Linked DNA regions of Homo sapiens: region 1 is linked to region 2. A link is an interaction called in ENCODE POLR2A ChIA-PET data of the cell type or tissue named here. Cell type or tissue: Caco-2. All regions are shown on one strand. Region 1 overlaps LTBP2 (latent transforming growth factor beta binding protein 2). Region 2 overlaps LIN52 (lin-52 DREAM MuvB core complex component).

What was found. ChIA-PET counts read pairs that join two places held together with the same protein. Peaks named below come from ENCODE experiments on the same cell type or tissue, not always from the same donor. Only the 100,000 strongest peaks of a DNase experiment are listed, where the experiment ranks them.
Region 1: POLR2A ChIA-PET joins it to region 2 with 5 read pairs; 2 of 35 experiments call an interaction of 5 or more read pairs at or near these places.

The regions. Positions count from the first base shown.
Region 1 is chr14:74,524,389-74,529,388 of GRCh38, forward strand. LTBP2 (latent transforming growth factor beta binding protein 2) reads right to left here. Exons shown (of 36, transcript NM_000428.3): 11 at 4,570-4,734; 12 at 4,095-4,310; 13 at 2,959-2,978; 14 at 1,687-1,726; 15 at 736-837. Among named protein-coding and RNA genes, the nearest start is that of ISCA2, 33 kb to the left of the region's middle. RefSeq lists enhancers at 1-339, 2,724-3,225, 3,868-4,369. In Caco-2, no CTCF peak of the experiment used is centred here; a DNase peak (open chromatin) is centred at 2,968.
Region 2 is chr14:74,112,097-74,117,096 of GRCh38, forward strand. The region is part of intron 5 of LIN52 (lin-52 DREAM MuvB core complex component); the gene reads left to right. The region is part of intron 1 of LOC105370563 (a long non-coding RNA gene); the gene reads right to left. Among named protein-coding and RNA genes, the nearest start is that of LIN52, 30 kb to the left of the region's middle. In Caco-2, no CTCF peak of the experiment used is centred here; no DNase peak of the experiment used is centred here.

The DNA.
Region 1 (5,000 bases), 410 kb after region 2:
GAACCCCCTGACCACCCTCACCCCCAACACAAGGTGACTGGGTCTCTGGACCCAGTCGTAAGGTTAAGAGAGCAGGAGCCCCAGGAGCGGGCACACACGTGTACAGGGAGCAGCGGCAACAACACCCGCCTTGCTTCTCCTGCACCAAGTCCCCAGACAATGAGCCTTTAAGGAGGGCACATTCCAGAGCAAGGTGGATTTGCCAGGATCGCCCCCACACCCGCCCCTCGCCCCCATCACTGTAGCTGACCAGAGGGAGAGGAATGCAGGCTTGGTTAAACAACCTTGAGAAATAGAACCATGTTCCTTCCCGAAAATCAGCCCTCCCCGTGGGCAGGCAGCTGCTCGCTGCCAGGCACTCTGCTGACTCAGGGGAGTGGCCTGGAAGAGCCAGGATCCCAGTGGCCCTCACTCCCCATGCTCCCCTTCCTTGAGAGGGACCCCCAGATTCTCCTGGAAGACCCCTGGCTTCCTTCTCCCATGGTGTCCCTTCTCTTCCCCCTTCTGGGCTTGGGCAGTGCTCCAGGCAGGGCTCTTGTTTTCACAAGAGGGACCCTGTGTTCTTTGTAAGATGAGGCCAGGGGTGCACAGCCCAGCTGGGAGCCTGCTGGGGACTTTACCTAGTTGGAAAGGTGAGGGGGCATTCCATTCATGCCCCTGCCCTGGAGTTGGCTCTGGACAGACACAGCTCACAGGGCAGGGTGCAGGGAGCCCCAAAGGTCTGGCTGCAGCTACCTGGGGTGCTCAGGGTCACCAGCACATCAGTGGAGGGGGTCACTTGTTCTTCCTGTATCTCTGCAATCCCCTGTTCAGGCATTGGTGGGGTTGTGGCATTCCCTGTGGAGGAGAGAGGGGAAGAGGTGGGGTTGTGGCCCCTTGGCTGGCCATGGCCCTTCCCTCTTCCCTGGTGCTCAGACTCCCAAGAACGAAGGGTGAAGCCTGGGGTGGGTCACTCCCATGCCTTCCAGTCTCCTGAAAGTTGATCTGGCCCCACTTAGAGAATCTGAGAGCTCTAACAGGCGTTGGAGCACATCCAGTCTAATCCTCCATGTCAGGGCCAGGAGACTGAGGCTTGCAGAAATGGTCACTTGTCCAAGGCCAGTCAGCTTGTCGGAGGCACAGCTGACACCTGGGTTTCCTAATTCCCACTTCAACATTCTTTCACTTCTGCTTACAAAGCATTTCACAGCTTACAGAGCTCTGCCACAAATACCAACATCTTATTTGCTTTGAGAGTCTGCAAGACAGGCATCAGTGTCTTCTACCGTTTTACAAGAAGCATGAGCTCAGCCTTCCAATGTCTGAACCCAACACCAGTGACAGGCAAGTAGTGGTTTCAGGACAAGACCTCTTGGGGGAAAGAGTCTAGCGACCCAGCCAAACACCTGTTTCAGCTAGTGCTGTCTCTTTGTTCTGATTTATGTGCTAAGTGGTGCCATGAAATTTGCAAAGAGTTCTGTGGCTAGAAAACTATCTGTGAAGCGTCATGGGGTCTCTCGCTGACTTCACAGCACCTTAGGTGTATAGAGAGCTCCCAGAAACAGCACTCACAGGCCACGTCCTTCTCACCCTCCTCTGATGTGTGTGTGAGCGTGAACCAGCTCACACATAGTAACTCCACTCCTGATTAAGGGCTCTTTCCCTCCCTTCTCTTTTGCCTAGGAGCCGCCAGGAAGAGGGACTCACCTGTGACCCAGGCAGGTGCATGAGTGACACTGGTCGTGACCTGCACAGAAACAGGAGAAGGTCACTTTTGGCTCCTCTGCCGTACCTGTGATGTGCCACCTTCCACCACACTGACCCCCACCTCCGGGCTTCCTACCAGGAGCTCATTCATGTTTTCATTCATTCCAGGTATTGATGAGTTCTTACTCTATGCTGGGCATTCTGCCAGGCACTTTACACACACTCACTTCATTAACCTTCTCAACTATCTTATGATGGGAGGTTGAAATGATTAAATGAGCTGATATACATACTATGCCAGCTCAGTGTTGGGTCCATGGTAGAAAATCAGCAATTTGGTGTCAGCTATAACCCTAGCATCTCAACACAGTAACAGAAGCTCTGGAGGTTCACTAGAGTGCCTGGAGCCACAGGGCCAGAGTGGGGAAGCTGGGACCACAGGTTATACCTGGTGTCCCTCAACATAGCCAGTGGACAGAATTTGCTGAGAGGTGGGGATGTAACAGCAGAAGAGTGGGCAGAGGGTGAAAAAGGCCCTGGAGGCTGGCTGCGTCTGTGGGGACCAGAGTTAGAGCTTTGGCCTGGGGGGACATCATATGGTGGCCCAGGGACAGAACAAGGCACCCGGAAGAAACTGTATTTGGGAACAGTCAGGTATGCAGGCTGGAGGGGCAGGGGACAGAGTAGGGACTGAGGCTGATGAGGGAAGAAGCAGATCCCCTCTTCTGGAATGTTTTCCTGGGACGACACCCAGGTTTTCCCAGGGGAATCTTGGGCACAGGGAAGGGAGTTGGATGCACCTTTCTCCGTGAGGTGGTTTGAGGCTGTTCACAGCTGTGCCCACACTTCCCTGTACACCACTCCCAGAGGGACCTGGAGGTTCAACTAAACCAGCGCAGAAAGTGCCAGACCCAGAATGAACTGGAAGCAGCTCCACACCTCGTCTGCAGTGCTTAAAGCTTGAGTGACAGCCAGGCCTAACAGGACATGTTCCTACTTCCTTTCTGAAGGGGCCCCAGCCCATCCCAAATGGGAAAATGCTTGCACAATGGCTGCTCCATAAACAAGAGCTGTTGTTATCACTTCCTTTAGGGTAAAACTGGGTCTTTGGATCAATCCTCCCACTTGGTCATCTCTTCAAGTAAAATCTAACAGATACTCCATCTTTCTCCCTCTCCCTCCCTCATGAGACACTGCCCTGGGGCCTGAGCTGCTACCAGGTCCTGCTCTCTGCCATGCTTGCCCGGCCCCCTAGTGGGAGGACGCACTCACCTGGCCAGCCTGAGAGTCACCTGGAAGGGAAAGGTAACAGCGTGAGCTCAGGGAGGAGGGTCTGGCTGCCTTCTCCCCTCACCGCCACCTGGGCGGCTTCACAGTCTGCGCCCCAGACCACATCCCCAGCAGGGCCAGCAGCACAGAAAGCGTGGACTCTTCTTACCTGCCTCTGCCCCATCACCCCTGTAGGGACTGGCCACCACAAAATTCCAGAACCCCAGGTCTGGAGGGCCTGAAGATAGCTTAGTGAAGCCTCTCACTTGGTAAGCGGAAGGCCCTGCTTTCCTGTAAGGCCTCGGGTGACAGGAGTCCCACCTGCTCCCGGACCTGTCCACCCCATCCATTCTGGAGTCACCTCCTTGCACTGCTACCTCCTCCCTCCCATGCCTCCCAGCCAGGCTGGGTCATGCAGCCCCCTGCCCTGGGCTTTGGGCCAGGGGAACAGTTTGAGGAAGGAGTGGAATTGCTCCTGGCTTGGCCGGTGTCCTGTGTCCACAACAACTGGGGCTCTGTCCTCACTCCCCTGTCTATTCCAGATTCCTGGAGCAGTTTGACCAATCACATAGTTTGCTGGCGCTATGACGTTCCAGGCCTCCTGCATTCAGTGTTACCAGTGACCTGGGCATGACTTCTCCATGGTTTTCAGGGCACTTGCAAGGAGAGCCTCATACCCAGCCTCCCTCCAGCCCCGTGCCTCTGGGGTCCAAGGCCGTTGAGCTGGAGTTAGCACTCTGACTCCAAGGCCGGGCCAGGGGTCTGACATGCAGGTCCCCAGGACCCACCTGCCAGCTATTCAGGCCTGCAGCAAGCACCGGCCCCAGAAGCTGCATGGCCAGAGGGCAGGAGATGGAGAGGCCTGATCGCTGGGGTGGGGGCTGCGGCTGATCTTTCCCACCTCCACAAGCAACTCCCTGGGGCGTGGGCACCTCTTGACCCCATATGGAAGAGGAAGTGGGTGGGGCCAGGCCATGAGAGAAGGCTGCCAGGGTTGGGTGCTGCTGCTCCAAGCTCCCTTTCCTAATGCCACAGAGATGGGATGCCCAGGGACCCAGGATTAACACCCACACTTCTCTGAGGTGCTGGAAACTTAGGGGAAAGGAAAATCCCTCAGGCATCTCCCCCAGCTCAGATACCCTTGTCAGGGATGGTCCCGGCCTCAAGCCAGGTGTCCGTGACGACCCGGAGGGGCTGCCTCTCTGCTGGCCCGGGCAGTGCCCCGCTGCTCCTCTGCCCTTGCTCCCTTGGGGGCCTTGCCAGTTCCTCCTCCTCGGCTTTCCTCATGGACAGGCGGATGTCGGAGCTCGCGTAGGTGTAGCCGTGGCCGGCAGGGCAGATCTCTCTGAAGGCCTCTGCAAAGCCAACAGCCAGAGGACAAACTGAGAGGTGCTGTTCCTGCAGGAAACCAGGGCCTTCCTTTCCCTCCCTTTGGGAGACACGGCAATTGTGGCAGCAAGGAGGGAGGGAGCCCCAGGTTGGGATAAGCACGTGAGCAGGCAGGGAAGGCTACTTCAGTCTTCCAGATTGAGGGAAGTCTACCCAGGCCTGGCAACATGGTCACTGGCCTTGAGCCCCTGGGCAGTGAAAGCTGGGATGGGAACAGGAGGTTACCTGTGCCAGGCAGAGGGCATTTCTCACACTCGCTGCCCCATGCTTTGCCCACGCGGCTGCAGCAGCATATCTGCTTGGTGATCCGCTGGGCCAAAGGCAGGGTGCAGGTGCCGGGCCCCAGCGACCGGTAGCACAGTCCCTGCAGCATGGAGATTGCCTTGTCCGCTGCAACAGACACAGCACGTGGAGGTGGGCAGGTGGCCAGTGGGAGGGGAATGCGCAGCTGGGAGGGCAGTGGATGGAGGTGTGGCTGGCCACATGCACTCAGACTGGCCTGGCCCATATCTCAGTTGGGAAGTTTGGAGCCCTGCAAATGCTCACAAGAACTTTAGGAGGAAGAGGCGTAGTGGAATGTTTCAGCACCTGCCCATGTTGTGTGCTTGATGAGACTCGTGACTCCCCACCTGCATGTGGAGAACCTGAGAGCAGGG
Region 2 (5,000 bases):
CTTGAACTCCTGAACTCAGGTGATCCGCCCACCTCGGCCTCCCAAAGTTCTGGGATTACAGGCATGAGCCACAGCACCTGGCCCCTTCTTGTGATTTTTACCAGACTACTTGCCTAGCTTTGTTGATACCTTGTTGATTTTTATTTTTAGCTTTTTGTTTTTCTTTTTTATCTCTTCATCTTTTTTTACATATTTCCTTGTTTGTTTGTTTTTTTTTAAATTTTTTTTTGAGACAGGGTTTCCCTCTGTTGCCCAGGCTGGAGTGTAGCAGCACAATCTCGGCTCACTGCAACCTCTGCCTCCGGTTCAAGCGATTCTCCCACTTAGTAGAAAAAAATTCTAAAAATGTGGTTAATTCAATAGTTTTTATATCTGCATATAAGACCCTAAAAATGGGTTAAGTTCTCTTGTCTCAATACTTTCCCCTACCAGTGACTTATCTTGTATCCTTGGACTCTGTTGGTTTTCATGTGGTATCAGGCAATGCTCTATTACATTAAACAGGAATGTTAGCTAAAGTTGATGAAACTACATTGGACTAATTAGTCCTTCAAGAAAAATTTAATTGTTTTAAAATAAAGCTTTCAAATATTTAGCCATTTTGAATAACAAAAGAATGAAGTGTCCTGTTCAGCAACTGTTTGGGTGACTACTTCATACAAGGCTATGTAGGGGATAGGAAGATAATTACTGCCCTCTTGTAGATTAAAATCTAGTAGGAAAGGAAGATAAGACAACTAAGGTAAATGATTCTTAAAAAAATATAGAGGAGAAAAGCTCTATGAGAGTACAAAGAACTATATGGATGGGGGAGAAGAGGCAATTGCATTAGATTGCTACAGGAGTGGCAGATAAACTTCATTTTATTTAGTTAAGACCTGCCTAGGACCATTGAATTGAGAAAGATTTTGAGAGGGAGCCTAGATTCAGAGAAGGCAATTAGTGATGTCTGTTATAGACAAGGGAAATGAGTATGGTAATATTTGCAATTTCTGGAACATTGGAAATAAACCTGGCCAGGTGCGGTGGCTCACGCCTGTAATCCCAGCACTTTGGAAGGCTGAGTTGGGTGATCACCTGAGGCCAGGAGTTTGAGACCAGCCTGGCCAACATGGTGAAACCCCGCCTCTACTAAAAATACACAAATTAGCCAGGCGTGGTGGCGGGCGCCTGTAATCTCAGCTACCCGGGATGCTGAGGCAGGAGAATGACTTGAATCTGGGAGGCAGAGGTTGCGGTGAACTGAGATGATGCCACTGCATTCCAGCCTGGGCAACAGAGCAAGACTCTGTCTCAAAAAAAAGGAAGGAAGGAAAGAAAGAAAACCTTAAAGAACACAAAGATGGGTAGAAATGGAAAGGGAGCATATTCTAGGTAGAGTGAATGTTAAAGAGTTTGAAAGCAACAGCTCTGCTCAAGGAACGGTGCGAGTGGTTGAATCTAGACCCCAGGTTATGTTAGGTCTCATAATGACTAAGACTAGGAAGGAGATAGAGGGGCCAGACTGAGGAGGGCCTTGAACTCCAGGGGTCAAGGAGTTATTCTCAGTGGTAGTAGGGAGCATGTGAAATGTTCTTTAAAAAGTATCTTAATGCTGTCAAATTAACTGTGTGTGTTGTAGATGGTTTGGGGAGACCCTTTACTAAAAGAGATTTTACTACAATTTTTTTTATTGTAAAAATAAAGAAGAAAGTAAAAAAAAGAAAACCACCAACAAACCATAGCCTTACCACTGAGAGATAACCACTATTAACATTTCATGTGTTTCCTGGCCCCACTTTTAGTCCCTTTATGTGTCTATGTGTGTGTTTATATGTATACTTGCATCCATTCATGTACCATGTACACAGATAATGCTATTTTTCTTTCTTTTCTTTTTTTTTTCTTTTCTTTTCTTTTTTTGAGACAGGGTCTCCCTCTGTCACCCAGGCTGGAGTGCAATGGTGTGATCTTGGCTCACTGCAACCCCTACCTCCCGGGCTCAAGCAAGTCCCCCACCTCAGCTTCCCAAGTAGCTGGGACTACAGGTGTGAGCCACAGCGCCCGGCCAGAAATGCTTTTTTAATATAACTGAGATTAGTGTGTGTGTGTGTGTGTGTGTGTGTGTGTGTGTGTGTAGTTTTAACTTGTGCTTTAAAAAATTTTATTCTATCTTAAGCATTTTCCTGTGTCATTAAAAGTTCTACCACTGAAGATTTTTGAATAGGAAAGATACACACCTTTAGGAGGCATTGGTGCACAGGATAGAGTAGGATGGTAGAGAGAGGAGGCAGGAAGTTACAGTGGGAATCCAGGGTGAAGGATTGAGAGCTTGAATGGATGATGGCAGTGAGAATGGGAAGAAGTGCACTGACAATAGATTTTTCAGATTTGGAATTTTTAGGAGTAGGTAAATGTCTGGATGGGGATGTTACGGGATAAGCTGAAATTAGAGCTTACCATGATGTTTTAGCCTAATTAATGACAGGGAAGTCAGAAGGAGGCTAGATGCCTGCTTAACAACAACAACAACAACAAAAATCACATAATTCTTTTACTTGCTCCTTTGTAGGCAGGCATCTTTATTTTCTTAGAAATAAGTAAATGTCATTTGTAGAGGCTAGAGGTTAGTGTTATTAATAAGATATCTAGTTCAGTCATATTACCTAGGCAACAGGTAATGTTTTAGATAGTGAATGGTGAGTTATTTGATCTCAAAGAAATCAATATGTGAAATAGGATGTACATAACTTCAGAAGTTGACTTGTGAAGTCCCTATTTTCTTTGGCTGGTCATTAGGCTGCTAAGTAGAATGACTGACTTTTGTATGGTTTTCTTCCACAATAGTGCTTTTTCTTTCGGTTCCCTACCTATGAACTTTTCCTGAACTTTCCTACAAGTTTAAAAAGTTGTTATGGCCTCTCTATACAGTAGACATCCAATTCTTTGTTAACTGGAAAAAAGTTTCAGAAGTTTAAATTTGAAGTAACAGGAATTGGTCCAAAATATTTGTTGTTGCTCATGTTTTAAATAAGCGACATTGGATTATATCAGCACTGGGATAATTCCCATTAGGTATTATGACTGCAATTTACATGCAATTGGAAATTAGTGATTGAGAGGGAAACAGATTGCCAAATTATCTTCCAAAAAGGTACTCCCCACTCCATATCCTTGCTAATAACAAGTATTATAATTATTTAAAGTCATTGCCAACTTGATAGGCAAAATATTGTCTTGTTCTAATGTTCATTTCTTCTATTGTGAAGGCGAACTTTTTTTTTCCATGTTTCTTGATCCTATCTGTTGATGAGGGCTGGAAGTTCAAGAAAGTATAAATTTAAATTATTTTAACCTGAAAAATAAAGCCAGAGAACTTGATTGAAAAGCACCCCAAAGACTGTGTTGAAATCTGCATTGCAAATACTGATGGAAACTTATCCTTGTTTTCTTTGTTTTATGCATTACTTTACCATCTTGCCATAGTCATTAGCTTTGCACCTATTTAGGTTACAGCATAAAATCTAGGAACTCCACTTTGAAGGGATCATGGTTATTCTTAATTAGAAATTGTCAATTTAGCCTTAAGTATTTTATTTTTTGAAATGTTTTATGATAATGTGAAGTAAACCATGCCATTATTTCTCATTTTTCCCTTGGTTAACAAATTAGGATATACAAATCTTCAAATTACCTTTAAGGCTTGTAAACATTCAAATCTTTTATCCGTTAGTCAAGTTATTTCATAAACCCAACATTGCCTCTGAAATGGCTTTACACACAAAGAGGATTTTACCATAAAATGCTTGTGGTGTTTCATTCTCTTCTGATTTTTTGTAGGGGAAGGGGGTTGGAGAGTAGGCAGAGTATAAATTAATTTGGATGGTGTTGGTTTCAAAGTAGCATTCCATGTAATTCTGCAGAAAGTGTGATAAATAAGAAAATGGGCCAGGCATGGTGGCTCATGCCATAATCCCAGCACTTTGGGAGGCCAAGGTGGGCAGATCACCTGAGATTGGGAGTTTGAGACCACCCTGGCCAACATGGTGAAACCCTGTCTCTACTAAAAATACAAAAATTAACCGGGTGTGGTGGCACATGCCTGTGGTCTCAGCTACTGGGGAGACTGAGGCATGAGAATCGCTTGAACACAGGAGGTGGAGGTTGTAGTGGGCCAAGATTAAGCCACTGCACTCCAGCCTGGGCAACAGAGTGAGACTCTGTCTCAAAAAATAAAAAATAAAAAAAATACATAATAAAACAAAGTTCAACATTTGGGAAATACCAGGTGAATTATAGTGTTACCCATACAGTAGAATACAATGTGGTCATTAAAAAACATTAAAGGGGCTGGCCACTGTGGCTTACGCCTGTAATCCCAGCACTTTGAGAGGCTGAGGTAGGCGGATCATTTGAGATCAGGAGTTCGAGACCAGCCTGGCCAAGCTGGTGAAACCCCGTCTCTACTAAAAATACAAAAATTAGTCACTCGTAGTGGTGGACACCTGTAATCCCAGCTACTCTGGAGGCTGAAGCAGGAGAATCACTTGAACCTGGGAGGTGGAGCTTGCAGTGAGCTGCCAAGATTGTGCCACTGCACTCCAGCCTGGGTGACAGAGTAAGACTATGTCTCTAAAAAAAAAAAAAAGAAAAGAAAAAAAGCACTAAAGGGCATTTCATGACAGAAAGGTATTCATTATATATAAGGATAATAGCAAGTGACAAAATGCAGAACATACAATTTTACAGCAGGTGTTTTTTTTTTTTTTTCTTTTGAGAGCATGGACATAGACAAATGGCTGGAAGGAAATACACCAGTATGTTTTAATGACTATCTTGAGTGGTTTTTAAAATTTTCTGAATTTTCCAAATTAACAAAAACACATTCTAGTCTGTTGAATAGGAAAAAAATACTACTTAAAAAAATAAGGAAAAGTTGTATGCCATTTTAGAAACAAAATTGTACTTAAATCTCTGAATTTTCTAGGCAGTTAAATTTTTGAGCTCTTCTGTGGACTGTT